Linked DNA regions of Homo sapiens: region 2 is linked to region 1. A link is a loop called in an ENCODE intact Hi-C map of the cell type or tissue named here. Cell type or tissue: tibial artery. All regions are shown on one strand. Each heading gives the region's core, and the rest is flanking DNA. Links, peaks and the distances in the headings are about the cores only. Region 1 holds the start of LOC102724861 (a long non-coding RNA gene). Region 2 overlaps LOC102724861 (a long non-coding RNA gene).

Region 1 (15,793 bases), core at 4,309-12,308:
GACACAGACTGCTTTGTTGTTTTAAAAAGTTATAAATAGATGTTTATAAATTCAAACAATTAGAAATCGAAAGTAGAAAGTGCAAGTCCTCTTTGATCAATCCCATGCTCTAAAAGTAATCACTTTAAGAGTTTGGCAAGGGCTGGAAGCAGTGGCTCAGGTCTGTAATTCCAGCACTTTGGGAGGCCGAGGTGGGCAGATCACCTGAGGTTGGGAGTTTGAGACCGGCCTGACCAACATGGAGAAACCCCGTCTCTACTAAAAATACAAAATTAGCCGGGCATGGTGGCGCATGCCTGTAATGCCAGCTACTCGGGAGGCTGAGGCAGGAAAATAGCTTGAACCCGGGAGGCAGAGGTTGTGGTGAGCCAAGATCGCACCACTGCACTCCAGCGTGGGCAACAAGGCAAAACTCCATCTCAAAAGAAAAAAAAAAAAAGAGAGTTTGGCATGTATATTTTTCTAAATATTTTGTTTGGCTTCTGAAAAAAAGTATATGTATTTATATAGTTTTTACAAAAATAGAATTAAAAACTCATACTTTTCTGTAACTTACTCTTTACTTACTTTTTATCATTTAATAATGATACAAAGAAACCTGCACAGATCTGCATCATTCATTTTCATATATGCACGATAATTCATTTTAATGAATGTCCTACAATGTGTATAACTCATTCCTTCTTGATGGATATTGAATAACATGCTGGTTATTGTCTGCTTGCCTGCTTCACAGCTTATTCTCTGCTTTAATCTATAGTTCTTTATGCTCTAGGATGCTGAACCTTGGCCTCTGGTCGGGTTTAGCCAATAGAAAGCATGGCGGATTTGGGGTTGGGGGAAAGAGGTCATGATATTTCTTCCATTTCCTTCCTCACTGAGCTGCATTTTCTGGAAGTGACGGAGCTGTTCTAAATATAATTCCTTCACCATGCCTCCATTCTGGTTCTGTTAACATAGTTCCTTTCTTTGCCTAGAGGTGGTGATGGCTTCCAGCTGTTGCTAATCTGCATGACTTACTGTCTCTTACAAAGTCCTATAACCAGTAAATGTTTAGGATTTGGCAATTTCTGTGGGTATAAATACTTTTGCAGTTTCTGATTTCAGGATACCAACTTGAGGTCACCAAATGTAACGATGGGAAGAATTGTGCACCAGAACACCACCACCTTATCCATGTTAGCATCTCATAAATTAGTCACTTTATTAACTTGAACTGAGTTGTTTCCTGTCAGAATTCTGATTGCCATAAATGATTTCCTTTTCCCCTTCCTTCCTTCCTTCCTTCCTTCCTTCCTTCCTTCCTTCCTTCCTTCTACCTTCCTTCCTTCCCTCCCTCCCTCCTCTGTCTGTCTTTCTTTCCTATTACAAGTAATAGTAAAGCAGCAAGGACTTTCTTATGAAAAAGTATTACTAGAGGTTAAATTCTGAGAACTGGGCGAAAGGTATGTCAATTCAATATTTTCATAAATATCACCTAATTGCTTTATAAAAAGTTGTATCAATTTACAGGTCCTCAAAAAGTTCCAAAAATGCATCTTTCTGCATAACCTCATCAACAACAGATATTTTTAACTTTTTAAAATTATTGTTAATAGATTAGTAAAAATGATACTTTATTTGTATTTACTTGTACAATATTATTGTTGTGGCTGAAAATCATTGTATAATTTTGCATTAAATAAATTTTTGCTGTGCATATGTGAATTGGGGGATACAATAGTCAGGTGTCTGAATTCTCTTGGAAATTTAATGAAGGGCCAGTGGCTGCTCCGCTGTCAGGAGTAAAGGAGAGATGGTCATTAGTTTGTTTAGGAAATGGCTGTATGAGTGTTTCCCATTGCTGTGGTCTGAATTGGTGTTCCCCCCAAATTAATATGTCGAAGCCCTAATTCCTAGTGTAGCTGGAGACAGGGTCTGTAGGATGCAAGGTTAAATGAAGTCATAAGAGTGGGCCCTTAATTCAACAGGACTGTGGTCTTGTAAAGAAGAGAAATCTCTCTTTCTCTCTCTCTCTGTCATGCTGTCATGTGAGGACCCAGAGAGAAAGCAATCATCCAGCAAGGAAGACAAGTCCTCACTAGAACCCAACTGTGCTGACACCTGAAGAAGGAAGTGACAATTCAGGGATAGGAAGCTCCCAGTAATGAGCGCTCTTGAAAGAATCCATGAAAGTACCCAAAGAAGAGTCAGTTGCAAACATCTTTTATGTCTAGAAAAGCACAAAGATATCTTACGATGGTTGTGGTCCATGTTTTCATCTACAGATGGAGAACTTCACTCACCGAATATATTTTGGTGGGACAGTGGAAGACAAAATTAGCACTTTAATTCCATGGCATAGGTCTAAAATGCTCAAATGAGTGACTCCCAAATGGAACTCCCTAGCCCAGAGTTTCTTGTGAATTCCTCACCCACCATTTTGAAGCCTAGGCTTCCTACCTCTCTTCTCACTGTTTAAGATGTTTCAAAATGCAAACATTTAACATCAGAATTAACTTTCCCTATTCCCCTTCAACCAAGCTCCCATCAAAGTTGAAGAAAGAGAACTCTTTTCATGCTGTTGCTTATTTCATAAACTTGGGAGCCAGAGTCATCTTTGTGCTTTCTTCTCACTTACCTCCTCTCCACCCCCAAATAAGTTCTATGAATAAATATACTTCACACCACCCACTTCTCTTTATCATCCCTGAGTCCCAGCCACCTTTATCTTCTGTCTGGTCTATTGCATTAACATATTTACTGGTCTCCTGCGTCGTCTTTGGCTCCTTCAAGTTTATTCTCTTACATAGTGGCCCGAGTGATCACAAAATAACAATCTGGTCATGCCTCCTCCTTAAAGCCCTTCATTGTTTCTAAATTGGTCTTGAGATAAAGATCCAAATCCTGAACCTCATCTGTGAAGCCCTTAATATCTGACACTTGCCAACATTGCCAGCACCACTTTCCCATTTTCCCATCACTTACCACCCAATGGCCTTCAGTTAAAACTTAATTTCTTTCCTGATCCCCCAAATCAAACTACATTCCTCTTCTATGCACTCTACTAGTATTTTATTTCCCCTCTTTTTTTTTTTTCTTTTTTTTTTTGAGACGGAGTCTCCCTCTGTCGCCCAGGCTGGAGTGCAGTGGTGAGATCTCGGCTCACTGCAAGCTCCGCCTCCCGGGTTCACGCCATTCTCCTGCCTCAGCCTCCCGAGTAGCTGGGACTACAGGTGCCCGCCACCATGCCTGGCTAATTTTTTGTATTTTTTAGTAGAGACGGGGCATTTCCCCTACTTTTATAACCATTTTGTAATTGTAATTAAATAGATATTTATGTAATTATTTGTTTATTTAATATTAAGTACATATTTATGTAATTATTTCTTTAATGTTTAATGTTAGTCTCTGTCACTACACTATAAGCTCCATGAAGGCAGGGATGATACTTATCTGTTTTCCACTGTATCTCCAACACCCATTTGAGTACCTGGCACATAGAAGGGACTCAGTAAATATTTGTCACATAATTGACAAAGAAAAATCTGATACTAAAGTCATATCAGAGGAGGTTCAGGGAGTATATTCCTAAGCCATGGGCATAAAGGTACTCAACTTCTGTGCCTCATGTGTTTCCTGAAAGAGCCAATTTAACGTTGAGCCTATATGTCTATCCTAAGAGTTAGGACTCAGATATTAATAGGGTATCCAAATAGAGATAGAATTATTTCCACCATTAACTCAATATAAGCAAAAGGATGCCCATCTTCACCTAAGATCCAGTGTAGATCTTGGGTCACTTCTGCTAAGAACATCAATGAGGGACGGGGTTGGGGGAAGGCAACATACAGATTTTAACATCATCAGTTTTTTTTTTTAAGTCTCTTAACTCTAATAGATGAGGACATTAAAATTAACTTCATGTGTGGCATCCAAAACATGGTGATTTAACTTTGTATAAAGAGAAAAAAAAATTTTGCTTCAACTTTTCACTTTTCTAGAAGCTTATATTAGAACCACTTCAGTCCTTGCCCAAATATGGTGACATAACACTGTAGATTGAAGAAATTGGCTTGAATATATAGTTTGAAATCCAGACTGGATGTAACAAGACCCCAGTGAGTCAGTATGTGATTGTTCCAAAAGTCTGGATGAAGGCCAGTCATTCATAGCTTGCCATTTCCAATGAGATTTCAAAACATGAATACTTTTAGAATCATTATTAAATAACAACAATCAAAATATCTGAAATAACAGTAGCAAATTCTAGTAAAAGATGTAAAATATACGTTCAGATTGCTTAAAATAGCCATTATAATACCATTTGCATCTACCAAGATTATTTCTAATAGCAAAGCCCCATATTCTAAGTTTGACAAGAAAGACAGGGATTTAAAAGAAAGTGTTGACTGTTCAGTATAGGATATAGAGTCAAAGAAATTTGTCAACACACTCAAAATTAGAATTTCTATAGTCACCATTTATTTTTGGACTTTTTCTCGAATGCCAGGCCAATATTTATAGAACCTGGGCTGAGCCGAGTGGTAGCCAGCATCATGTGGCATGTGGCTACCTTGGATGGTGTTTCCTGGATGATTTCCACCCTCCTCCATCCCTCCCAGCCAAAAGTATCCTTTATACCTGCACAGGTTCTGGAATTTTACCATTTGACATCTTGAAATTTCTTAGGGTTAGAGCATCCTGCCTTCCATGAAAATTCAGACATGGCTGGGAAAGGTAAGTAATAAAGACGCGTTATCATCACTGCCAACTTATCTAGAAATAAAAGGCCAGACCATTATCCATTATCAATATGTTAATTCATGCTTACCTCTTCATATTAAATTGTTGGTTATTTTAAAATAAGTATCTGATTTAGCCTCCTTGAGGCTGCACAAACTGCAAAGGTCCTTTTAAAGTGACTTGTAGTTTGTAAAGCACTTTTGTACACACTGTCTCCTGATACAAAACACAGGAGTATTCTGAATGAAAGGACAGAGGCTTGGAAAGAGCTGGCAGCAGTGAGGAACTGAATATATTAGTCTGTTCTCACACAGAAAATAAATACATACCCAAGACTGGGTAATTTATAAAGGAGAGAGGTTTAATGGACTCCCCAGTTCCACCTGGCTAGGGAGACCTCACAATCATGGTGGAAGGCAAAGGAGAAGCAAAGACATATCTTACATGGTGGCAGGCCACAGAGGTTACACAGGCGAACTCACATTTTTAATCCATCAGATCTTGTGCGACTTATTCACTACCACGAGAACAGTATGGGGGAAACCACCCCCGTGATTTGATTATCTCTACCTGGCCCTGCCCTAGACACGTGGGGATTATTACAATTCAAGGTGAGATTTGGGTGGGGACATAGCCAAACCATATCACTGAACATGAGGACCTTGTGTGGCAGTTGGGTGGGACCAGAGAGTCAAGAAGAGAATAAGAAAGGAGTGCGGGTATAGAGGCCCTGAAGTGACCTTTGTTCACATTTAGTTCTTCCCAAGAATGGTCCTGATGTTGGGTTTGCATATACTTATTGGTTCGACAGAAATAGAATTAAAGTGATTTTGAAGGGCTAGGGGAAAAATCTACCTTTCAGGGCTCTCTCTAAATGATACCACTGGAACCAAAAGAAAAGAAGTCAAAAGTTGAGAAACCAACTAAAAGGCCCATACCATATTTCTAAAGTCAAATAAAATAAAACAAAACCCATTCCTGTTTTTCATGTTTGAATCGATAAAAGTTGTGGCTTCTTCTCACAACCAATATATTCAGCTTTAATCAGAAAGCCTTAGTACCAAACTGTAGTTTTCAAGGGTTTGCGTTATTTAACAGAGTGTACAAAAATTTCACCAAGATACACATTAGAGACTGGCCAGTTTAATCATTCCTCAGTTAGCGTATGCTCCCCTTAATGACTGGCAGTATTTTTACTTTGAATTATCCTTGTGCAAAATAAAAGTAATATATCTGCTTTTTTTTCTAATAATGTTTTGGTCCAACACATCTATATTTTGATCATGCAGCAATTTTCTAAATTAAAGTTGACAACCCTCTTTAGTTTCTGCTTATAAACTTTTATGTGATAGATCTGAAAAAAATCTTATGCAATGATGTCATGGTGTCTGTCTGGTTGAATAATGCATTGTCTCATGTGGTGCTGTTTTTTGACATTTCCTACCTCATCTGGGCAGCTCCTTAGAGTAGTAGATCTAAAGACATTCACATCATGAAGCTGGATGACACCAGGCCATTTTGGTAAACTCTAGAAAATTTTATTTGTGGTAAAATAATTTAGTTATTAATGTGATGAACAGGTTTATGTTATGTAACTGAAAAATATCATTAAGATCAAAGCAGTTAAAGTTGTATTATTATATAAGCTCAACTTTATTCAACTTTTTAAACATTATAACATCAGTAATGTAGTCATTCACTTTACCTATTTTGATGGCACATATGATTTGCAGCCTATACTACAGCTTTTCTACTTAAAGATTTTTTTTCTTTTACATGCAGAGTTGAGTTAATCATGATGGCTTACTGTTGTCAACAATCTGTCAACTTTCTTCCCTTATTTTGTTGGTATTACCGTTTTTCTTTTTTTCCTAATCTCTACTCCATTGTTCCTCTTTTACTCCGAAGGCCCCTACTTTAGTGTGTTTGGTTTATAAATCAGTATCCTTATATGTTTTTGAAAAAAAAATGCAGTGTTGTTTTTATGATGCATTTTAAATTACACAAATAGTATTACATCATAGAATGTGTTCAGTTTCTTACTTTTTGCACTCAACACAGTGTTTTTGAGATCTATCCATGTTGCATGTAGCTGTCATTCATGGCTTTTGAGGCTGTGTAGTAGTCCACAGTATAGTAGTGCCATATTTAACCTAGTGATTGGCATATGGGTTGCCTCCAATCCCCAGGTCTCCAGCATGGATCACTAGGTGGATGGGAGTGTCATTCTTTACACAGGAAGTCCAAAAGGAGGAGTAGGCATTATGGGAAAGAGAGTGGTTTGTTTTAGTGCCCAGTTTAAGTTGCCTATAGAGCATCTCAGTGGGTGTATAGAGGAGGCATTTGGCTCTATGTGTGCACCTATAGGCAAATAGCCCAGCTCTGAAGAGACTGTTTGTAGAGAGCATGATTTAGAGTCATCAGCATACATGCTCACATAGATGAGATTACTGGAAGAAGGCATGGTGTGTGAAGAATCAAGGGCTGCTGACAGAGCTCTAGGCCACATCAACATGTAAGGGAGGGTAGAGGCAAGCACTTCTAAGGCATGTGAGTTGTGGTCATTCATAGAAATGATGCTCTAGGCCAAGGGTCAGTGAATACTCTCATGTGAGCCAACTCTGGCCAGCTACTGTTTTCTGTACTAATAAAAATGTTTTTTATTAGAACACAACCTCACTCATCTGTTTAGGTATTACCTGTGGCTGCTTTTGTGCCACAATGGCAGAGTTATCTAGTATTAAAAAAGATTGTATGATCTACAGAGCAGAAAATGTTTACCATCTGCCTTTCTGCCTTTTCTACAGAAAATGCTCGCTGACCCCTAACTAGACAATGAAATTAAAGTGTAAAGCGAGTGACTCTGGGATTCTTAATATTTCATCTTTGTACCACAAACAGGTTATATAATCATAAGTGTATCCTGTATGCTTGATAAGCACACATATTGTAATTCTATAAAAATGTTTTGTGTTCCCTTATTTCTTTTGAATGTATCAGTTTCCCAATATAAATCCACGGGAGTCAGATTTGCTTTTCTGTGGAAAACATAACTTTACTTCTGTTTGCCTGTTATTCTCTGCATGGTGTGATTAAGGTTGAAGAGCTTCTGTATTTATGTATTTCAGTTCCTCTGGGCATGATTACCCATGATTTTATGCAGTGTAAATGCATTAGTAAGAAGGAAAGCTCTTTTTTTATTATGTATTTTAAAAATGCATCTTAAATGCGACAGAAGCCTCAGTAGAAGTGTTGGAAAGTAGATAATGTCAACCTCAGATGAACAACTGTTGCTTTCTATTTCAAGTTTGAGAAACTATTCTCATATAAGCTGATTACTCTCTGCTTTCTTTTACATTCTTCGGAAGGAACTTTTACACGATAGCACTCAGCTTTCGGAGACCCTCCTTTGAAGCTAATCTGTATCAGAAACAAGTTGCAAATATATGAGACTATAAAATTGTGTTTCTATTAACATGTTTTTATTTCTCCTCTTTTAATACTGACCTTTACTAAAAAAAATCATATGTTCAGCAAGCCACCATCATCAAGATAAAGCATCGTCAACTTTTGTCAATATTCAATTCCAAGAAAAGAAACATTTTGTTTAGTCATTTTCTTTGCCTGAACGAGTATATAATTTTTTTACGTGTTCAGTGGATTAAAGAGTATTTGATGCACAGGTGTTTATGTAACCAGATCTTCAACTGAATTCCCAAACTTAATAAAGATGTTAAAATAAGATGCGTACACACACACACACACACACATATAGATGTTCTGAACCCTGACTACACATTGCAATCACTTAGGAGCTCTAAATGAGAAAAAAAAAAATACCGATGCCCGGATTCCATCTCCAGACATTTGTATTTAGTTACTCTGGCGTACCTTTCAGTCATTGGACTTTAAAAAGAAAAGCTCCTAGGCTGGGCGCGGTGGCTCACGCCTGTAATCCCAGCACTTTGGGAGGCCGAGGCAGGCGGATCACGAGGTCAGGAGATCGAGACCATTCTAGATAACACGGTGAAACCCTGTCTCTACTAAAAATACAAAAAAATTAGCCGGGCAAGATGGCGGGCGCCTGTAGTCCCAGCTACTCGGGAGGCTGAGGCAGGAGAATGGCGTGAACCCGGGAGGCGGAGCTTGCAGTGAGCCGAGATCGCGCCACTGCACTCCAGCCTGGGCGACGGAGCGAGACTCCGTCTCAAAAAAAAAGAAAAAAAAAAGCTCCTCTAGGTGATTACAGTATGATGCCTAAATTGAGAACCATTGTTGTAAATAATTAGTTAATGAAATCAATGGGAGGTGTAATAAGAGAAAGTTTAGAGACCATAATAGGAATGTTAATCAATGAATTTGTTACTGAAAAGAAGATAATAAAATTATTTTGAATTGGAGGAGGGCAATTATTATCAGGGCTAGTTATGAAATACGGAATGTGTGGAGTCTTTGAGCTCAGCAAAGTACCTACATGTCATCAAAATCTTGCGCAGAAACAAAGGAAGTAGAGAGAAACAGAATGTTTACATTTTGCAACCTTTAAGATCCAAAAGCGATTGGACTGTGAGCCCCTCTAGATGACCTGGGGAGTGGGCCCCGCCCGCGATGCTACTTACAGAATGAGAAAATCCTAAATGCAAATGAAGCAAATTGTTATTCAGGTGAGAGCAATACATGCAGTACTGTCGAGCACTGTCGTTCTTCAACTTTAGCAAATATCAGAATCACCTGGCGGTCTTGATGAAACACAAGCTGCTGAGCTTTACTCCAGAATTTCTGGTTCAGTAGGTCTGCAGTAGGACCTGAAATTTTATATTTCTAACAAGTTTTCAGGAGCTGCTGATGCCGCTAGTACAGGGCTCACATTTTGAGAACCTCTGGTCTAGCAAGTTGCCACCAAGAATGAAGATTGGGCCAGAGAACAGGGTAAGAGGTTTTTTTTGTTTTGTTTTGTTTTTGCGGGGCGGGGAGGGGGGAGGTGGTGGATGGTAAAATGCTAGCGTATACGTCGTATTGCCTGTCGATGACAATATGATGAACTTGTTGGTTCATTCTGGGTTTGTATACAGCAGTGAAGTGCTAGTTTGCGTCTGTTATCATCTCAACATGTTAAGGTCGTGTTCTTACCTTTGAATAAGCATTTTGATAGTTGTAAGGGCCTTTCCGTTTTCTTATTGTAACACAAATTCTAAGTACTTTTCCTTTGTTGTATTAGAAAAGAAGTGACATTTGACTCAATCATTTCATTCTCTCTAAGCTGAATTAACAAACCACCTAAAGGCATTTTCTTGGTTTTAGATAATGACTACCAAGCAGTACTTGGTAATTTAGCTGTGACAGCGATCTTCATACTTGTAAAGCTCCTTTTGCCAAGTTTCACACCTGATTGGGAGGCAGAGATGTGCTAATATAACTAAGACTCTGTCCACACTTTCAGAAAAGTGTTAACTAAGAATGGCACCCATTCTATGTATATACTTTTGGAAAAAGGAGATTTTCTCATTCCAAGCATTCGTGGGGCTAGAAAAGTACACCGTTCCATCAAGGCTGCGTCTCCTACAAAGAAAGCTCTTGTGAGAGTCCTCAGAATCGTTTCCTCAAGGGAGACTTTTAGAAAATTCCAGTGGGCTTGACAGATATTGGTAAGACATAGTTCAAAACTATAAATTTTACAAAAGGTTATACTGTATTTTTTTTTAATGTGGAGATAAACAGTAACGTTTAAGCCTTCTCTAAGTACAATAGACATTTGGATGAATGTGGCTTTGAGGTTCACTTTTTGCCACTGCTTTTGAAATATGTAACACAACATGTTACTCTAAGATAAAGAATTCATTAAAATGTAAAGAGTTCTCCTATGCAATCGGAATCAATTGCTTCATTTAAGATTTGGGAAGGTAAAAATTGTTTTAGCCTTTAAATGAGGGAAAGTATGATGGATGAAAACAACCTTTTCAAAAAAACAAAACAAAAACAGACATGCTGTTGAAATATAGCAAAACAAGTAAATGGGAATGGAATACTGCATTGAATTTACTTTCTATAAAGCCGTCCGTGCTGGAAATTCACTGCTAGCAAGTGGGAACAAGGTGTTACTTGACTTGGTTTGGCTAATAACCAGCATTTTTGGGAGCACAAATTGTAAGCAATATGGTTTTTTTTTTTTAAAACCCCCATCTTTCGTAATTCAAATTCAATAAATGAAACACTTTCCCCCTCTCCAGATGTCTAACAAAACGAGTCAACATTTTGCCTATTACAGCTAACTGATTATGAAGTATCTAGTTCACAATCTGACAAAAATAAACAAATGCACCAAATTAGAAAAAGAAGCTCAGAGACAAAATTAGTAGGCCATTTAAATGAATCTGATGTGCCTAGAAAACAGGTGAGAATGGTCCTTCAGTCATGCTTGCAGCAATTCTGGGGAAAGTGTTCCAGCTGGGAACGCAATGATTAATTAGAGGTGTGCTTTTCACATCAAACATACACACTTGGCACTAAACAATTCGTCCCAGGTGCTGCGTGAATGATGAGACAAATTCCATGTCTGTCCCCAAAGACTGAGAATTCTAGAATCTCAAGCATAGCTTTTTCTTAGAACTCATGCTATCTTAAAGTAAAATAGATGAATAGAAGTAACACACTGTGAAATCAAGTCTACAATGCATTCAGCGTTGAGTGAAGTCTTGTCTTTCTCCGACGGCGTTTGCCTTCGAATTGTGGGCACCAAATAACATTTGGGACTCTAAGTTGCAGATTTAAAATGTACACTTCCCTTGAAGCATAAATGCTATTAAATAAAAGAACTGGGTAGCAGTGGGTTTTCAAATTCTAGCGTGCTTAAGAGTCCCCTGGAGTATGTGTTAAAAGGGTAGATTGCTGGGCCACACTCCCTAAAGGCTCTGATTCAGAGCCCAAGACTATGTTGTTTATCAAGCAACCTAAGTGATTCTGATTCTGATGGTGTAGGACTATTTGTGGAGCAAAGTTAAAAATTTCTGCTTTCATGCTCTTCTCCGAAAGAGACCCTGCCCACTTTGGAATGTAGACATTCATTTCATTCGTTCAACAATATTTATTGATCACTTAAACCCATGCTAGGCCATAGGGATACAATGGTGAGCAGAACAGCCAACCAATAACAGCTTAGTCAGGCAGCTGATGGTCTTGTAGGGGGATACAGACATTCATCCTTGCATCACACAAATAATTATGAAATTACATCTTTGGTAAGTGTACACAGTAATATGAGAGTGGAGGAATCAATATGACAGCATGCATCTCATGAACTCTGCAAGGGTAAACAAAACTAGCTCTTAAATTTAAATTCTGCAGCGTTCCATTACATGCCTTCCTCCTAGGCAAGCCCATTTGCCAGTATGCTACTCATGCCCTGCTGTGTTGCAGAATGCTGGAAATGGTATCTATGTTCTACACATCTGTGATAAGATAACATGTAAGGCTCTAAACCACAGGCTGAAATCAGAAACATTTTCTTTAAAATGAATCATGCAGTCAAATGAAAGAGCCCAGTGTTAGAGTCCGTGAGGCCTCCAGCAAAAGCTCACATCTTGATCTAGAGGTGCAATTTTCATGAAGATTACAAAAAGTGATTTAAGAATTAGAAGACTTTATAGGCTAGATACTGATGATCCAACAACTCATTCTTTAAACATTGTCTTGGCATCTCAGGTCCTGGGCTAGCTGCTGGGAATGCAGTGGAAAGATTAGACTTAAATGTAAGCCTGGAAACTATGAAACTACTAGAAGAAAACACGGGGGAAACACTCTAGAACACTGGTCTGGGCAAAGATTTCTTGAGTAAGACCTCACAAAGCACAGGCAACCAAAGCAAAAGCTGGACAATGGGATTCCATCAAGCTAAAAAGTTTCTACACAGCAAAGGAAACAATCAACAAAGCAAAGAGACAACCCACAGCATGGGAGAAAATATTCGCAAACTACCTGCATGACAAGAGACTAATATTCAGAATGTTACAGGAAAGGTGTCCTGATCCAGACACCAAGAGGGGGTTCTTGGATCTCATGCAAGAAAGAATTCAGGGCGAGTCCACAGAATGAAGCAAAAGCAAGTTTATTAAGAAAGTAAAGTGGTGAAAGCACAGCTACTCCATAGACAGAGTAAGGCATTCCCGAAAGCAAGAGGAGGAATGCGTCCACCCTAGGTATAATGCTTGTTTATATACAGGATAAAAAAAAGATTATGGGGAGATGTATTGTGCTGTAAGAGTTTGTGATAAAGGATTAATTTTCGTAATTACTATATTTTGCAAGAATCAATATTATTACCTTTAAAGCAAAATTAGGAATGTCTTTGTTCTCAAGATATCGGGATATTAGGACATTCCCACGACTGGGTCTCTTTAGTAAACATTATCAATCTGTTCCCTTAACCATAAACATCTAGAGGCCAGGAATACCTTTCTTTCTGGGAATGCAGCCCAGCAAATCCCAGCCTCCTTGTCCTAGCCCCCACTCAAGATGGAGTTGCTGTGGTTCGAACACCTCTGACAAGAATATATAAGGAGCTCAAACAACTCAATAGGAAAAACCCAAATAATCCAATTAAAAATGGGCAAAATATCTGAATAGAGACTTCTCAAAAGAAGACATGCAAATAGTCAACAGGTATATAAAATATACTCAACGTCACTAATCATTAGAGAAATGCAAATCAAAACTACAATGAGATATCATCTCACTCCAGTTAAATGGCTGTTATCAAAAAGATAGGCAATAGCAGATGCTGGTGAGGCCTGGGGAGAAAGGGAAAAACTTATACACTGTTGGTAGAAGTGTAAATTAGTACAGCCACTATAAAGAACAATGTAGAGTTTCCTCAAAAACACTGAAAACACAGCTATCATATGATCCAGCAATCCCACTGTTGGGCATGTATCCAAAAGAAAGGAAATCAGCATATCAAAGAGATATCTACACTCCTCCATTTATTGCAGCCCTATGCACGATAGCCAAGATTTGGAATCACCCTAAGTGTCCATCAATAGATGAATGCATAAAGAAAATTTTAGTACATATACATAATGGAATATTAGCTGTAAAAAGAAGGAAATCCTGTTCTTTGTGACAACATGAATGGAACTGGAGGACAGTGTGTTAAATGAAATAAGCCAGGCACACGAAGACAAATATCACATGTTCTCACCCATATGTGGGAGCTAAAACAAAAATTGAACTCATGGAGATAGAGAGTAGAATGATGGTTACCAGAGGCTGGAAAGGATAGTGGGGAGAATGGAATAAAGAGGAGATGGTTAATGGGTATACAAAGATGCTGTTAGAGAGAAAGAATAAGATCTAGTGTGTGGCAGCACAATAGGGCAACTGTAGTTAACAATAATTTATTGTACATTTCAAAATAACTAAAGGAGTAGAATTAGACTGCCCCTAATGCAAAGGAATGGTACATGCTTGAGGTGATGGATACCCCAATTACACTGATTTGATCATCACACACTGTATGCTTGTATCAAAACATCACATGTACCCCATAAATAGGTACGACTGTTATGTATCCATAATAATTAAAAATGTAAAAAGCAGAAGAGCAGGCAGCCTGCCCTCAGGGAGTTCACAGTCTAGTGCAGCCATAATCAGTGCACCTACAACCAGTGACAGATGCTTTAATCAACACTGCCCATGTGCTGGGTACTATTAGGATTTGGGAAGCAGAATATGAGTTAGCCTTAAGTGCTCAGTCTAGAGGACAGTGCCTCTCAGTATGTGAGGAATAATCAGCTGAGGACATGGACCTTGAAGTTAGAGAGACTTTGATTCAAATCCCAACTCTACTGTTTTATCAAAGTGACCTTGAGAACATCACTTAGCCTTTCTGAGAACTAGATCCTTCCTGTATGACACCAGGTCAATACTTGGTTTCAGACGTGTTATACCGTAGTTCATATGTAGCAGTCCCTCTGTGCATCATCTGTTTTGACCAGGGTACCAACTCAACACATCCTCACATTCACTATGAAGACTCCACTCTGACCCTACCATTTTAGCAGGATGATTTCACTCAATATTTGTATGGAAAATAATAGGAGGTGCTTATATTTCATTCTCCTCTGTATTTTGTTCCCAAACTGCCCATGTTTTTCCAAAATCTTCTTTCTCCTCTTTGTCCCTTGCCAGTCATGGCTTTGTAAATCTTTTTAGCTTTTTACCATAGTTCTTGATCTCTTCCTTTTAAATGCAGAATTATTTAACCTGGTCTGAACTCCTCCAAGCTTGCCCACCCACATCCTTCCAGTATCATATTCTAGCATCCTTAGAAAAGAAATATATAAATATAAATGTAAATATAAAGAACAATAATTTTTTGTCCCAGAATGTTTAGAAATAATACAGAGTCTGCCCTTCGTGTATGCAGGTTCTATGTCTATGGATTCAACCAATCTTGGACTGAAAATATTCAGGAAAAGAAGGGATGGTTGTATCTGTACTGAACATGTATAGACTTTTTTCTTTGTCATTATTCCCTAAACAATACAGTATAACAATGGTTTACATAGCATTTATATCCTATTAGGTATTATAAGTAATCTAGAGATTATTTAAAGTATATGAGAAGATGTGTGTAGGTTACATGCAAATACTTTGCCATTTTATATAAGGAAATTGAGCACCTGTGGATTTTGGTATCCATGGGGATCCTAGAACCAGTCCCCCATGGATACAGAGGACGCATGTAGAGAAAAAACCAGAGCACAAAGGTGAAGTTGGATGAATGGTCTACAAACACCAACAGGACCTTGACTGATTGTGCCTCTTTGTTCTGATGTTCTATGATAACAATCATGTATTTAGGAAATCGTTTCCATTTGAACAGTTCAAAGCAATGTGTAACGTTTACTATTTATCATATAAAATAGGGAGCAGAGATAACTGTTTTATGGATGAAAAGATTGTAGCACAGAAATATTCCAATGCTCAAAGTCTAGTAATTAGCTAACTCCAAGAAGAAGAATAGAACACTGGTTAGGCATCTGAGGAGGGTGTTGCATAGAGGATGATATAC
Region 2 (15,793 bases), core at 3,434-11,433, 49 kb after region 1:
TACGGGTGGAAATCCAGTTAATACAAATAGTTTGATGGGGAAAAATGGTTTTATGCCTGAAAATGGAAAAAAACATGTAAATGTATGGGAAGCAAGCTTATAGAAAAACCACTTTATTCCTGCTGAAAGGCATGGTGGAAAATGTGATGACCAGGATTATTCCAGGAAGAATTTCCAAGCCAGTTTTTAAAATGTGAACCGTGGATAAGATGGTTGATTTCTGGTCAATGATTTCAGAAGTTATTCCCAAAGATTTCATGGATAACCTGAAAATTATCTTTAAAAATAAAGTAAGTGCCAGATTGACACAACAGGAATCTTGCTGACTACCCTAAATTTGCTCTTGAGGGAACAGATACTATAATTGTCATGACCTTGAGGTAGCTAAGGAGGCCTCTGGTCTCTTTCAATTCAATATGGTAGGCTTACTTTAAAAGTTACCTTGCGTTGCTTCAATCGGAAAGTTCAGCAAGGCCAGCCTTAGACACATCGGTAATTAACATGTAATTCTGGAACTGTTTAGAAGAACTTTAGTTCATCACTGCTTCTTCCTACTCACTTCCTAATGGCAAAATCCCATTATCTAAGCTTCATTCTATTTGCTTACAACTTTAATCTTTGTCAAAATTCAAATAATCATTGAAAGACAACACTTAAAGCTGCATACTGGTATTTCTCAAACAGAAGTCTGCAGACCCACGTGAATTCTCTTGTATATTCTTTATATAGCTTCGTATTTTTATCCCTGTGATAATACAATATTTTTATTAATTATAAAGTCAGAACTCTTTTGCACTGGTAATTGGCAATTGTAAGACATCCATTTTGGGGGAAGTGAGAACTTTTTAATTTAAAGAAGGTTCTGGCATTTTTCAGGTTTGGAAACACAGCTGCACGCCAGTATAAATGGATGGTTTTATGGGGGCAGGGGGCAGGCAGTTATGTGTTATTAGGAAGAAAATGAAGGTCCCAGTGAGGAAAGCAATGTTGTAAGGACAACGAGGACAGTGAAGACAAACGTTCTTCCTTCAGTGCGACACATGGGATGGCTTTTTGAGGTAGAGCTAGGTTCTCTGACTGCTGCAAACAGTGGACCAACAACAAGTGGAAAATTGAACTAGAGTGAAACCAGGAATAAATGTAGGACTACGGGTGGGACTGAAGCGAGGAGTGGAGCCGTCATTGATGGCCTGGAAGCAGATCCTTGGCATTGTCTTTCCTTTATAAAATCATCCATGCTGTCTCTCTTTTAGCAAGCTGTTTATCTTGGGACTTCTGCACAGCCAGCTGAATAGAATATGGGGCCAAGAAAATGGAAAAGCTAAATCATGTGAGGTTGTGTCAGTTGTTCAAGATCACACAAGAAGGTATAGTAATAGCAAAGTCAACAAGCCACAGGGCTGTCCTGGCTTCCTGCTCACAGTCCTAGCCTCAGATAATTCATATCCCTAGTTCCACCTCTGGCATGCACTCCATGACCTGGTATTATCTAATCAGTCCTAAAACGAAAGGTGTCACACTTTAAAATGGTCTTTCTATTCCTTCACGCATTCACTTCCTTGAGGATTTAGATTGTTGCTGTTTTTATTTCATTTTTCCTTTCTTTTTAAGAGTGGAAGTGTTGTATAGATAACCTTTATCTTCAGCCTTTAAATGAGATTATAACTGAAACTGGGTATGGCAAGACTCTTGCTTTTTTCTTCCTTCTAATATGGGGAAGGATGACCTTCAGGAAAGACTTTATAGCCCCCAGGGGTCCTCACTTCTGATTACAGTGGTTCTTAACTTCTGCACCATCGACCCCTTTGCCCATCTAGGGGAGCCTATGGACCTCTTTTCACAACGATATTTTTTAAAGATTAAAATAAAACAGGCTGGTATTGGTGGCTCAGGCCTGCAATCCTAGCATTTTGGGAGGCAGAGGCGGGTGGATTGCTTGAACTCAGAAGTTTAACACCAGCCTGGGAAACATGGTGAAATCTCATCTCTACAAAAAAATTAGCTGGGCATGGTTGTTCATACCTGTAATCCTGGCTACTTGCGGGGCTGAGGCGGGAGGATCGCTTGAGCCCAGCAAGCAGAGGTTGCAGTGAGCCAAGATTATGCCACTGCACTCCAGCCTGGGTGACAGAGTGAGACCCTGTCTTAAATAAATATAAAACAAAACACACAGAATGACAGAGTCATAAGGGAAGCTAATTACACTGAAGTATAGTTTTCAAAACATCAAAGCACCAATTTTTTTACATGATGATGTATGTACTTTATTAATACTTAACTAATAAGGAATGGTGGGAAGTTTAAAAACTATGATAATTTCAAAATAGTGATGACGATAAGTGGTATTTGAAGATATTGCAACTATTGCAATGTGATATAAAAATCTATCGCAAGGACAGAAAACCGAACACCGCATGTTCTCAATCACAGGTGGGAATTGAACAATGAGAACACTTGGACACAGGAAGGGGAACATCACACATCGGGGCCTGCGGTGGCATTGGGGGAGGGGGGAGGGATAGCGTTAGGAGATATACCTCATGTAAATGACGACTTAATGGGTGCAGCACACCAACATGCAGATGTATACATATGTAACAAACCTGCACATTGTGCACATGTACCCTAGAACTTAAAGTATAATAATAAAAAAAATCTGTGATTTCTATTCCCGATGAATCACAGTAAGAGTCCCTGTGGTTTGTCGCTTACATTTATAATGGAAGCAAATAGTAATTTCATCTGAGGTTAGGGAAAATAAAGATGTTTCTTTTTAAATTCCAAATTCACAGACTCTCTGAATTCTATCCAAGGACCCTAGGTTGAGAACCCCTGGCTTAGAAGATTTGATGCAATGTTAGACCTGATAAACTTTCTTGTTGTTTACCTGTGAGGACAGATTTTTGCATGGAAGATTCAAGTGAACTTTCGAATCCTTTCCCTCAATTTTCCCTCCAAATTTTAATTTTTCATATGCAAAGGTACAACTAAGCAACCTTTGATATCATGCCAGGAAACTGGCAAGATTGATTCCAGCCATAACCTTATTTCCCTCCATTTTCTTGATGTGTTAAACATCAGAGAGGCTGGAATTGGTGCTGCCTTGGCCAAAATAACTGAATGGCCTCTGTCTTGGGGGTTTGATTCCCTGCTTCTTCTGGCAACTCCTTAAGCGAGGGAGTGTATATACCACGCCATTCCCACATGTTTATATGTTTTTCCTTCAAAGGATTTCTTAAAACAGATGTTGCTTTTCTAGGATAGAAGTCTTCGGATGCTGTTTGTTCACAGAGAGCAGATCATGCTGTTTCTGACTTTGAGTTTGGGGAAACAAAATCCAATTCTACTGATGTTGGCTTTTCCATTGGAATTCTTGGCCACAGTGTACATAGGTATAAGCACATGCCCACCTAAATCTACTTTCAGTCTTCTCAACAATCTATTTTGAGTAATATATGCTTTACATGTCTATTCTAATTATTTTTACTAACCCAAACATTGTTTCACTTATGTACTTAGGATTTATAAAGAAAGTTCTCTTATTAGCTACACAGTGTTCTGCCTGCCACCGTGAGTCAGAGGCAAAGGAGAAAACCTGAAAAATTAAGGCAAATGAATTCTTGAATTTTATGACCGTGCAAAGTTGTTTCTAGGAAATTAAGGAATTTCAAACATTTAACAAATGCGATGGTTGCTGTAATTATACATCAAAAGACAAGCTACTTCACCCAAATACGTACCTTGCATATAACTTGGATGTTGTTATTGTTTAATTAAAAGTATGGGTACATTTCTTTTAATCTTGACTCTAAGCCAGTGTTCTCCATCATGAATATGGGTGTTGCTTAAAGTGGCATGTATTATTAGTACAGCTCTCATTTGGTGTCTTTGTGCCATGACTCGCATGCTGTTTACATTCAGAGACCATATGTCATCTGTTGCTCTGTGTGTCCTTAGCCACCTCGAAAGACTTGCAAGGGGTGTTCTGGTAAATGCTTAACAACTGGCTCTCCAGGGGCAATAAAGTCCAAATTTGTAGAATTTGCCAATTTTTGTGGTGTAAATCTTCCCACCATAGATAATTTCAAGCTACTAAAATGATTTCACTGAACACAGGGTGAGGAAAAGATGAGTACAAGTGGCTCTTGCAAGTCAGGGTAAGCCAGTTCCAGCACCTCACTACAGGACCCACTCTTCCCTGTGGCTGAGAGTTGTGATAGTCTATATCCAGGATTTTGTTCATTTTGCTTTTGTTTTTGCTCCTTTTTTTGTTTACACTCAATGCATACTGCAGTATCAGAGACAGAAAGAGAATAAGAGGAAAACATCCAGGTAAAAACTCTCTGATAATACTTTCTCTCGAAGCTGATTTCTGGGACTGTGGTTTTGATAACAGCTTCATATGGCCTATTATAGGCAGATTTATGTTCTGTTTTAATGGTGTTCATTATTAGTGATGTCACCTACTAAGTGACTTCAGAAACAAAGGTGATGTCTGGTAAAGATGCAAGTCTTACACCTACGTCAATCCAAGTCTCCCATCAGCTTTTTGTAGGCCACACATATTCTAGTTAACTGGGGAAACCATAACAATTTCTCCTGATTAGGCAGAGTCCATGGCTCTTTTCCAGTATTTACGAATGTATTATCTAGAACGAGATGTTCTTCAAGCAGAAAAATTTCATCTTTAAAATATTTTTAGCATTCTAGAATCCTATGAGTTGAAGTCAAAATGCATTATGTCTACACTACTCTTCCGATCTCCCAAATCTGTCAAAAGGGAAATGGCATTGATACAACATGGACCCACACTGGCTTTTAATGTGTACCACATTTTTTTCTGAAATGTTTGTAAACTCTCTATTCTGGAATTATAGAAAGGATACTGACCAATGGCTTCTGGAATTCAACTTTTTCAATCTCTTCTTTGAAAATTGAGACTTTCAGGGGTTACATAGCTAAGTAACCCAATCAATCTATATTTTTCCTCACTGAAAAAAACACTGTTCTAGATTGTAAAATATAATTGTATATTGAGATACAATTCATATACCATATAATTTTACCTTGTTAAAGTATGCAACTCCATGCTTTTTAATATATTTACAGAGTTGTGTGGTTATCACCACTGTCCATTTTAGAACATTTCTATCATTCATAAAAGAAACTTTGTACCCATTTAATAGTCATATCCTATTCTTCCTTCCCCATGAGCCCAGGAAACTACTAATCTACTTTCGTCTCTATAGATTTGGCTATTCTGGACATTTAAACTAAATAAAATTATAAAATATTAGGTGCAATTAGTAACTGCAACAACTGCAGTTACTTTTGCACCAACCTACTATGTGGTCTTTTGTGACTGGCTTTTTTTACTCAGAACACTATTTTCAAAGTTCATCCAAGTAGTAGCCTGTATCAGTGCTATCAATCAGTACCTTATTCTTTTTTTGCAATATACTTTGAAAAAAGTTTCTTTCCTTCTGTGTATTATCTTTTCACCTACTTGATAGGGCCCTTTGTAGCACAAAAGTTTTTAATTTTGACAAAGTTCAATTTTTTAAAAAAATTTCATCTGTTTTTGTATTTTTTTGTGTAAGTATTCATTGTTTAACCGAAAGTCACAAAGACTTATGCCTGTGTTTCCTTCTGATAATTTTATAGATTTAACTCTTACATTCGAGTCTCTGATCTATTTTGTGTTAATTTTTTTTGGGGGGGAGTGTGAGAGTGAAAATTCTATTCTTTTGCATGTGAATGTCCAGTTGTCTCAGCACCATTTATTGAAAAGACTATTCTTTCCCCATGAATTATCTTGCCACTCTTGTTGGAAATCAGTTGACCATTGAAACATATTTTGATCTAAGTAAATGGGAAACTTAAGGAACTCTAAGTCAACACTCAGGTGAGTTAGGAGCAAGGCAACTTTCTTGCCAGTTCTTCAAGTATCATTGAGGTTAAATGTAACCTGCACAACACAAAGTGAGGAGCTGTGCACCTGTGTCAGCCTGAAAGAGAGCTTTAAGACATTGTCTTTGACGCTATTCTGTTACATTTGAATGAGGACAAACGTTTACCAAACTTTCAGAGAATTCAAATCTCAAGACAGGTATTTAATACTCAATGTAATAGAGTTAAAATTCAAAATACTCTTCAGAGACCAGAAAACTAGATTGAAATAAACAAAATGAAGGCAGCCTGGGATAAATAGGAACACTTAGTTTCTAAAATTAATTACACAAGTATTGGGTATTGGAGGCTTGCCTAGATTTGGTGGTTGATAGTCACATGGTAATCTGCATTAGTTCCTCCATATGTTGGGGGTGACCTTTACATAGCCCCTGGAAGTCCCTTGATACCACCAGGTAATAATTTAGCAAGAAGCTTATGTAACTAATAGGTTTTTTACTATTACTCCTGGGCAAGGTATAACAAAGCCTAAGTGTTCCTAATAAGAAACAGAATATATATATATATATATATATAGTCATGCATTGTATAACAACATTTTGGTCAATGACAGACCACATGTATGACAGTGGTCCCATAAGATTGTAATGGAGCTGAAAAATTCTTATTGCCTAGTGATGCTGTAGCCATCATAATGTTGTAGTGAAAAACATTACTCATGTGATTGTCGTAATGCTGGTGTAAGCAAACCTACTATGCTACCAATCATATAAAAGTAGAGGACAGGGGGGCCAGGTGCGGTGTCTCATGCCTGTAATCCCAGCACTTTGGGAGGCTGAGGTGGGCAAATCACTTGAGGTCAGGAGTTGGAGACTAACCTGGCCAACATGGCAAAACCCCGTCTCTACTAAAAATACAAAAATTAGCCAGGTGTGGTGGCAGACGCCTGTAGTCCCAGCTCCTCAGAAGGTTGAGGCAGGAGAATTGCTTGAACCTGGGAAGCAGAGGTTGCAGTGAGCCAAGATGGCACCACTGTACTCCAATCTGGGTGACAGAGTGAGATTTTTGTCTCAAAAAAAAAAAAAAAAAAAGTATAGGTCCTACAATTATGTATAGTACATAATACTTGATAATGTTAATAAATAACTATGTTACTGGTTTATGGATTTACTATAGTATACTCTACTTTTTTATATTATTTTAAAGTATACCCTTTCTAGTTATATATTTTTTAAGTTAACTGTAAAACAACCTCAGACAGGTTCTTCCAGAAGCAGACATTTTTGTCATAGAAGATGACAGTTCTGGCCAGGTGCGGTGGCTCACACCTATAATCCCAGCACTTTGGGAGGCCAAGGTGGGTTGATAACCTGAGGTCAGGAGTTCAAGACCAGCTTGGCCAACATGGTGAAACCTTGTCTCTACTAAAAATACAAAAAAATTAACCAGGCGTGGTGGCTGGTGTCTGTAAACCCAGCTATTCGGGAGGCTGAGAGGCAGGAAAATCGCCTGAATCTGGGAGGTGGAGGTTGCAGTGAGCCAAGATCGTGCCATTGCACTCCAGCCTGGGTGACAGGAGCGAAACTATGTCTCAAAAAAAAAAAAAAAAAAAAGAAGAAGATAGATGACAGTTCCATGCATGTTATTGCCCCTGAAGACCTTCTGGTAAGACACAATATGGAAGTGGAATACAGTGATTTTTGATAATCCTGATCCTGTGTAGGCCTCGACTAATATATGTGTTTGTGCCTTAGTTTTTAATATAAAAGTTTTAAAAAGTAAAAATGAAAGCTTTTTTAAATAGAAAAGCTTGTAGAGACCAGACATGGTGGCTCATGCCTATAATCTCAACACCTGGGGAGGCCAAGGCAGGAGGATCACCTGAGGCCAGAAGTTCATGACCAGCCTGGGCAACACAACCAAACTCCATCTCTACAAAAAATTTAAAACTTAGCTGGGCATGGTGGTGCACACCCTTAGTCCCAGCTACTCGGGAGCTGAGGAGAGAGGATCACTTGAGCTCAAGATTACAGTGAGCTATGATCATGCCACCACACTCCAGCCTGGACAATGAAGTGAGACCGTGTCTCTCTAAAAAAATTTTTAAATTAAAAATTAAAAAGAGGGAAAAACGTATAGAATAAGGATATAAACAAAGAAAATATTTTCGTACAGCTATACAATGTGTTTGTGTTTTCAGCTAAATGTTATCACAAAAGACTCAAAAAGTTAAAAAAAATCTAAAAAGTTTATGAAGTAAAAAAGTTGTACTAAGCTAAGGTTAATTTATTATTGAAGAGATAAAACTATTTTTAATAAATTTACTATAGCCTAAGTGTAGAGTATTCATAAAGTCTATAGTAGTGTATAGTAACGTCCTAGGCCTTCACATTCACTCACCACCCACTCACTGACTCACCCAGAGCAACTTCCAGTTTTGGAAGCTCCATTCATGATACGTGCCTTACAAACAAGGACAACTATTTTAACTCATAAAGTTACAAAACAGGTAATATAAAAGGCTGTTATTAGAAATTACTATGGGGAAAAAATTTGTATTCTAAATAAGATTATAGAATAGCCAGAACATTCTTTTCATCTCTATCTAATAACTCCATCATTCCACCACAGTTACGTGGTAACTTTTTGAGAATCCAGGAGTGAAGTACTAGGGCCAAGGAAAAAACTCCCCCTTTACCCTCTGAAGGTTTGCTGGAAAATCAACTGACTAAAGGCAGACTGATAGGAGAAAAGCCATGTAAATATATTAACATGCACGGGGAGAACCGCAAAGTGATTATCCCAATCCCTCATTGGGGTACAAAAGCTTATATATCATCTTGAGGTTACAGAAATAATGAGGGCTCAGAGCATGGCCAAAATCAGGTTATCACGTTATGGTGGCAAGACAGGTTATAGGAGGGAGAGAAGAGGAGGCCTGGCTAGCAAAGGTGGTCTTGTTATGAGGGGACCCAAAAAGTTCATGAAAAATGTGTATTATGAAAACACTTTACATGGGTTTTAATCGTTTTTGCACCAAAGTAAACTCACACTAACTTGTTATAACATGTTCTGACTGAACAGGCTCTAGTTTGAGGCACTAAGAAGAATAAAGAATCAGTTTGAAAGGAACCCTTATTAGAGCAACATGAATTCTGCTAAAATTGAAGAAAGAACAAACAATGAATTCATGGTGATGCTTTAGTGGAAGAATGGTGAAATCATTGATTCTGTACAACAAATTTATAGAGATAATGCCCCTAAGAAATCAACAGTTTACAAATGGATAACTCATTTTAAAAAGGGATGAGATGATGTTGAAGATGAAGCCAAAAGTAGACCATCAACATCAATTTGCAAGGAAAAAATTAATCTTGTTTGTGCCCTAAGTGAAGAAAATTAATGTTGTTTGTGCTCTAAGTTTGTGTTGTGTTAACAACATAAACAACAGCCAATACCACAGACATCTCAGTTGACTCTGCTTACACAATTCTGACTTAAAAATTAAAGTTCAGCAAACTTTCCTCTCAGTGGGTGCCAAAACCATTACACCCAGATTAGCTGCAGACAAGAGCAGAGATTTCGATGAAAAAATATATATCTTTTGAGACTAAGTCTTGCTTTGTCACCCAGGCTGGAGTGCAGTGGTGTGATCTTGGCTTATTGTGGCCTCTGCCTCTGTGGTTCAAACTATTCTCCTGCCTCAGCCTCTCGAGTAGCTGGTACTACAGGTGTGCGACACCATGCCAGGTTAATTTCTGTAATTTTAGTAGAGACAGGGTTTCACCGTGTTGGCCAGGCTGGTCTCGAGCTCCCGACCTCAAGTGATCCACCCACCTCAGGCTCCCAAAGTGTGGGATTGCAGGCATGAGTCACCACACCTAGCCTTCAATGGAAATGTTAAACATGTGGGGTCAAGAACCTGAAGCATTTCTTCAAAGAATTGTAGCAGGAGATGGAAACGTCCTTACCAGGACCATCTAGAAGACAAAGCAGAAGCAAAGCAATGGCTACTAAAGTAGAAGTGGCCCAGTCAAAGCACAACTGGACTGGTCAAGGGCAAAGGCCATGGCAGTGGTCTTTTGGGATGCTCAAGGCAGTTTCCTTGTTGACTTTCTGGAGAGCCAAATAACAACAACATCTGCTTATTATGAGAGTGTTTGAGAAAATAAGGCAAAGCATTAGCAGAAAAATGCCTAGGAAAGCTTCACCAGAGAGTCCTTCTCCACAGTGATGCTCCTGCTTATTCCTCTCATCAAACAAGTGCATTTTTGTGAGAGTTTTGATGGAAATTATTAGGCATCCACCTTACAGTCCCAGTTTGGCTACTTCTGAGATCTTTTTGTTTCCTTATCTTAAAAGAATCTGCAAAGGGTGTCCAGTTTTCTTCAGTTAATGACAGAAAAAGGACTCCATTGACACGGTGAAATTCCCAGGATCTTCAGTTCTTTAGGAATGGACTAAATGGCTGGTATCATTGCTTGCAAGTGTCTTAACCTTGATGTGTCTTATGTTGAGTAAGAAAGTTTACACTTTTAATTTTTATCTTTGAAGTCCATTTTTCCAAGAACTTTTTGAAGTCTCTTCATATGTAGATGAAACCTCACAGACAGCAGCCTTTAGAGAGACTAGATGATAAATGTTTTTTTCAGACCTTCAAAGGTGTCGAACTCTCAGTTAATCTTTCCTAGATCTGGACAAGGGAAGCCCTCAGAGATAGCCTGGCTGCATCAATACAGATTCTTTACAGATGCAAATCAACCCCTCTGCCCTTCCTCCACACCCCTACAAAAGACAGCTTTGCAGGGCTACTTCTGTTTGCAGGCGCTCTGAACAGCCATCTTGAAATAAGTAAAGAAGTATATTTTGGGGTGAAATATTTGTACTTCCTTCAAGGTCTTGAGCATTGCCCTCTGTCTTGTGGCCCTATCACTAGTCACAGGGATCTAAAACTAATTGAATTGTTGAAGAACCTACATTTTTAGACATAAGGTCCAGATTTGGTGTAGTTAACTCTGACATTACCTCTAATAAGATACGAAAGGAAAATACAGCCTTGAGCATCCCCTGCCTCTTGTATCCTTTGGCTTAGCTAGAATACAGTGTTCAATTCTGAGTGTGAAGGCATCAAGGTAATACTAACAAATTAGAGAACATTCAAGGGAAGGCAAAAGAGACTGTGAAATAGGAAGCATGTCAGATGAGTAATGTTTGAATAACATTTGGAGAAGCAAAGACTAAAGATGTGATAAACATATTCAAATATTAGAGTAGCTATTATGTTTTACAGAAGTATATGTAAATTTTTGCTTTCGGATTTCATACATCAATACTATGAACAATGGATATGTATATTTTTACTCAGACTAGTGAAGAGCATTCTAACAACTACAACTGTACGGCCAAGAAAGGGCTGCCTTGTGAGGGATGAACATGATTTCTGACCCCTCTGAAGGAAAAATTGTATGTTCACCTATTGGGATACTATAAAAGAGATAGAAGAGATGACAGGGCAAGACCCCTCTCAAATATAAATGTCTATAATTCTCTCTATCCATTATTGCCATAAAGCTATGGGCATTTGGCTGTAAACATAGGTTTTCTTCCCAATAACTCAAGGGACCTAATGACACCATTATACTCTGCTCTACCCTGGGATATTCAGCTGGGTATTCCTTTTCTCAGTCAGCCAGAGCCCATATTATATATGGCTTCTCTCCACAATGGTATCAAAGCTTATTTATCTTTCCCCAACCCTGTTTTTAAAATTAGAACATCTGGTCTTTGGTTTTGTATTACATTCATTGGAGAAGTCCATTCCATTTTATTTAAAATTTGAGCAGCCTGGATTTGGGTTCACATTTAGTGAAACTTGCACCCTTTGTTCTTTCCATTTATAAGGTTCTTTCCCATGACCACTCGTTGGAAGCCTTGTGGTCAGTTACAAACACTAGTTTTGCCCCTGAGTCATGTTGTTAAATTCTCCACCCCAGCTCTCACTTCAGTGGTGTAGCTGGGAGGACATAGGTCTCTGAGAGGATCTATCTTCTGGTGGGTGGACAGAAGTTAGGTAAGATAAACATGAGCTTCTTCCTAAAATGTGTTACTGGAAGAGAGTAAAATGCCGCCGTAGAACATCTGTTTTTAAAGTATATCCCAATTAGTCTAGACCAACAATGCCAAATCTGGTAGTACTGCTTAACTCAAAACACTAATATTCAAATATGACTAATCTCATGCATGTCTTGACTGTGAGCAGAGTATAAAAACTACATCTCTTCTTTTTGATCCTTGGGCTTCTTTTAATCTACAAGGAAATCTCTGATCTTAGAGTTCAAGTGGTGGCCTACACACACACACAAACACACACACACACACACACAAATACTTCTGACAATTCAGTAACAGCATGCCTTTTTTGGTGATTGTTGTAAAATTTGAGATGTCAGCTTTGTATATTGATAAATTATAAAATAACTTTTCTAGTCTTTTCCTTCTTAAACATTCTTCTCTCTTAAACATACTACACAAAATACCAGTTACAGATAAATGGCCAGAAAGAGGAAACTCTTACTATTTTTTTCAGTGCTGTCATCATGAAAATATAATGAAATGTGTTGTATTTCTGATGGAGGAATCAAAGCCACATATCGGTACATGTAGTTCAAATGATTCAACTCAAAGGGGAATGCTAGTTTGCCACCTTTCTCCCTTCTTCCACTAAAAAAGCATTGAGTTAAGAGACATTTTTACATCTTGCGGCTGATGAAAGAAGGAAAATTGGCATATCCTAGGCAATTAATTTCTAAAGGCAGGTGAAAGTTTAGATAAAAGACCCAAATGACTTCTTCCTTCAATCTGAAAATAGTTCTCAGAAATATTTATAATTCATTAGACATGAGCCAGTGAGGAGATAATAGCTTTGAAATATGGGAGTGTAAATATGCATCATCAGTGTAATAGTTCCCCTAAAAGAGGAAAATAATTTTTAAAAGTCTTGGGGAAATCAGCAGAGTGAGGTGCAAAGGAGACTTGAATTCTGATCCTGCCTAGCTCTGTGAGGTGGAACAGGGGACTGAACCCCACTGAACCTGTTTCTTCACCTGTAAAACAGACATTCTAAGTGTCACAGCATAGAATTATTGAGAATATTTAATAAATTAACATCTATAAGTTGATTGGCTTAATATTTAGACTCCCTACCTTTAGCAAACAGAAATAGATCTTTGATAAAAATTTAAATAAATTGGAATTTAATATCTTATTTTTAAACTTTTTTATGATTGAATGTATCTTTTTAAAGATACATCGTGTGTTTGTGGTTCAAAACGAAGATAATATTGGATGGTGTTTTTGTGTGTAAGTATTTACAGATATTCACATATGATCATACACACATAATTTTCATTAATAAATAGAAAAATAGTACCACTCAATAACTACTAAAGGCCTACCCACGAATGACTTAATATTCCTTAATGATCACATCACATACTTGATGAGTTTGGACTGTGAAGTGTAAAATTTTATACCATAATATCTTCAGCCCCACTGAAAACACAGATAGCTCGCATCCTGCATCATGTGGTAGACAGCCTTCTCAGGCAGCTAACCCAAAATGGAGGCCATTGGCACTTCCGCAGGGTAGCAATTAGGAAGCCTCACTTTGCCGACAGGGATCACTGCTGGGTGAGTTTTGATTTTAAGTAATGCCAAACTAGGCCATCTACTCTAAAAAGCTATAACTAGTTATAGCTTTGTAGAAAATGTTGGAATCAAACAGAGCTGGTTTAGGAGCCTTGAGGTATTACTAGTTACTCAGTCTTGAGGATACTGCTTTATTTATCTGAGCTTCCATTCCCTACTTGTGGTGGTTAATTTTACTTGTCAGCTTGACTGGGCTAAGGCATACCCAGAGAGCTGGTAAAGCATTATTTCTGGGTGTATCTGTGAGGGTGTTTCTGGGAGAGACTGGCATTTGAGTCAGTGGCTTGAGTAAGAAAGACCTGCCCTCACCCAATGTGGATAAGTACTATTCGATTCATTGAGGGCTCAGATAAAACAAAAAGGCAGAGAAAAGGTGAATTCTCTCTTTCTTCTGGAACTGGAATACCCATCTTCTCTTGCCCTTGGACATCAGGACTCCAGGTTCTCTGACCTTTGTACTCTGGGACAGCAGTTCACCCAGATTCTCAGGCCTTTGGCCCCAGACTAAGAGTTATAACATCAGTTCCCCTGGTTCTTAGGTCTTCAGGCTTAGATGGAGCTCTGCTACTGGCTCTCCTGGTTCGCCAGTGTGCAGATGGCATATCATAGGACTTCTCAGTCTCCATAATTACATGAGCCAATTTCCATAATAAATCCCTTCTAGTCTATCTATCTATCTATCTATCTATCTATCTATCTATCTATCTATCATCTATCTATCTATCTACCTATTTGTCATCTCCTATTGGTTCTTTTTCTCTGGAGAACACTGACTAATACACCAATCTATCAATAAGTGCCAGACTACTTGCCGAAAATAAAAATTGTGTTTCATCTTGTAACAATTCTCTCTTTGCTATTTTTACTAAAACTGAACAGGTCTTCTTTAGGCTCCTTAAATATACTGAGCTCTTTTCCACCTCAGGACATTTGCAAACCTTCACCGTCAAGCTGGGAAAGCTCTTCCCCTCTCACCCATGGGCTTCATGAGGACTTCCTTATCTTTTGAATCAACTTAACCATTACCTTTTGAGAGGGGATCTTACTAACCTCTCCTATTATTTTCTGTCTTATAACACTTGTCACAGTTTATAATAGTTTCCTTTGGTTTCATTGTAATTTGCACATCCAAATTCCTGAAATGTGGGTTTATTGAGGGGCTCTAGCTGTCTTGCCCATCACCATATTCTGAGTGTTTAGACAGTGCCTGTCTAGTTTTAACAGAAAGTGTTGAATGGATAAATTGGCATTCACAGGGTTGTTGTACAGCTTAAATAAGATCATTTATGACATATTCTAAGTTCTTGATAAAGAAAATCTTTTCAAAAATTATTTTTAGGGGGAGAATTGGTATAAGGGACATCTAGCTCAATATGATAAAATAGCTGTTCTTGGGTTGCAAAAGCGAAGTATAGTAGGTCCACCACCTGCATAGAGCCAGAGTTATTTCTGACTCACTAATGGGCCAGCTAACAGAGAAAAATCCCCTCAAACAGACAAGGTGTTGCCCATTTGAAGATATTTCCAGATGTAGAAGCACTAGCAGCCCATTTTCAAAGCTTTCATTTCCTAAAGAGCAGCCAGGACAAGGGGATAAAATGAGCATGTACGCAAAGGTAACATTTTCTTCACCAAACTCTGGGGATGGCAAAGTCGTAATTACAAATCTTGTTGTGCACCCCTTACAGAGGTTTGAGATTGGTGGGCTGTTCATCCTCCTTTTTATTAGTGCCAAAAAAGCTGTTTGAATGGGACTAGTCTGTATTTTAAATTCAAACTACCATAATTTAACACCCATTGGAAAAATGTAGTTAAGCAATTAAGGGATATTTCTACTGTTTTTTTCCAGTTGATGACTCAAATCCAGGTCTCTTTAAATAAATCCAAGCAGACTATGAGAGGAAGGAAGGTTCTACAGATGCCTCCTTAAAATCGGAAATATTCCAATAAAAACCAATGATCTAACTACAAACTACTGCCAATTCTGTGTCACTGAGTCATCTTCCATTGGGAAGTGTTTGGATTTCATTAAGCTTTTAAGAATCGCAGGCTGATTTATTATTTTCTTTTTTATTTTCTTAGTGGGTTGTCATGAAACTTCACTTCATTAATATGAAGAATAAAGAACTAAATAAGCTATAATTTCCTGGAAGAGTACAGTAATGATGATAATAAT

The links. A loop is a pair of places that touch in the nucleus more often than their neighbours do. Peaks named below come from ENCODE experiments on the same cell type or tissue, not always from the same donor. Only the 100,000 strongest peaks of a DNase experiment are listed, where the experiment ranks them.
Region 2: it touches region 1 in a loop (2.0-fold over the local background); 5 of 110 quality-filtered maps call a loop at or near these places.

Annotation. Positions count from the first base shown.
Region 1 is chr2:215,536,760-215,552,552 of GRCh38, forward strand. It overlaps LOC102724861 (a long non-coding RNA gene), which reads left to right and starts at 9,449. Exons shown (of 8, transcript NR_187737.1): 1 at 9,449-9,654. In tibial artery, for the core only: no CTCF peak of the experiment used is centred there; no DNase peak of the experiment used is centred there; H3K27ac peaks cover 614 bases.
Region 2 is chr2:215,586,635-215,602,427 of GRCh38, forward strand. All of the region lies in intron 1 of LOC102724861 (a long non-coding RNA gene), which reads left to right. Among named protein-coding and RNA genes, the nearest start is that of LINC01614, 120 kb to the right of the region's middle. In tibial artery, for the core only: no CTCF peak of the experiment used is centred there; no DNase peak of the experiment used is centred there.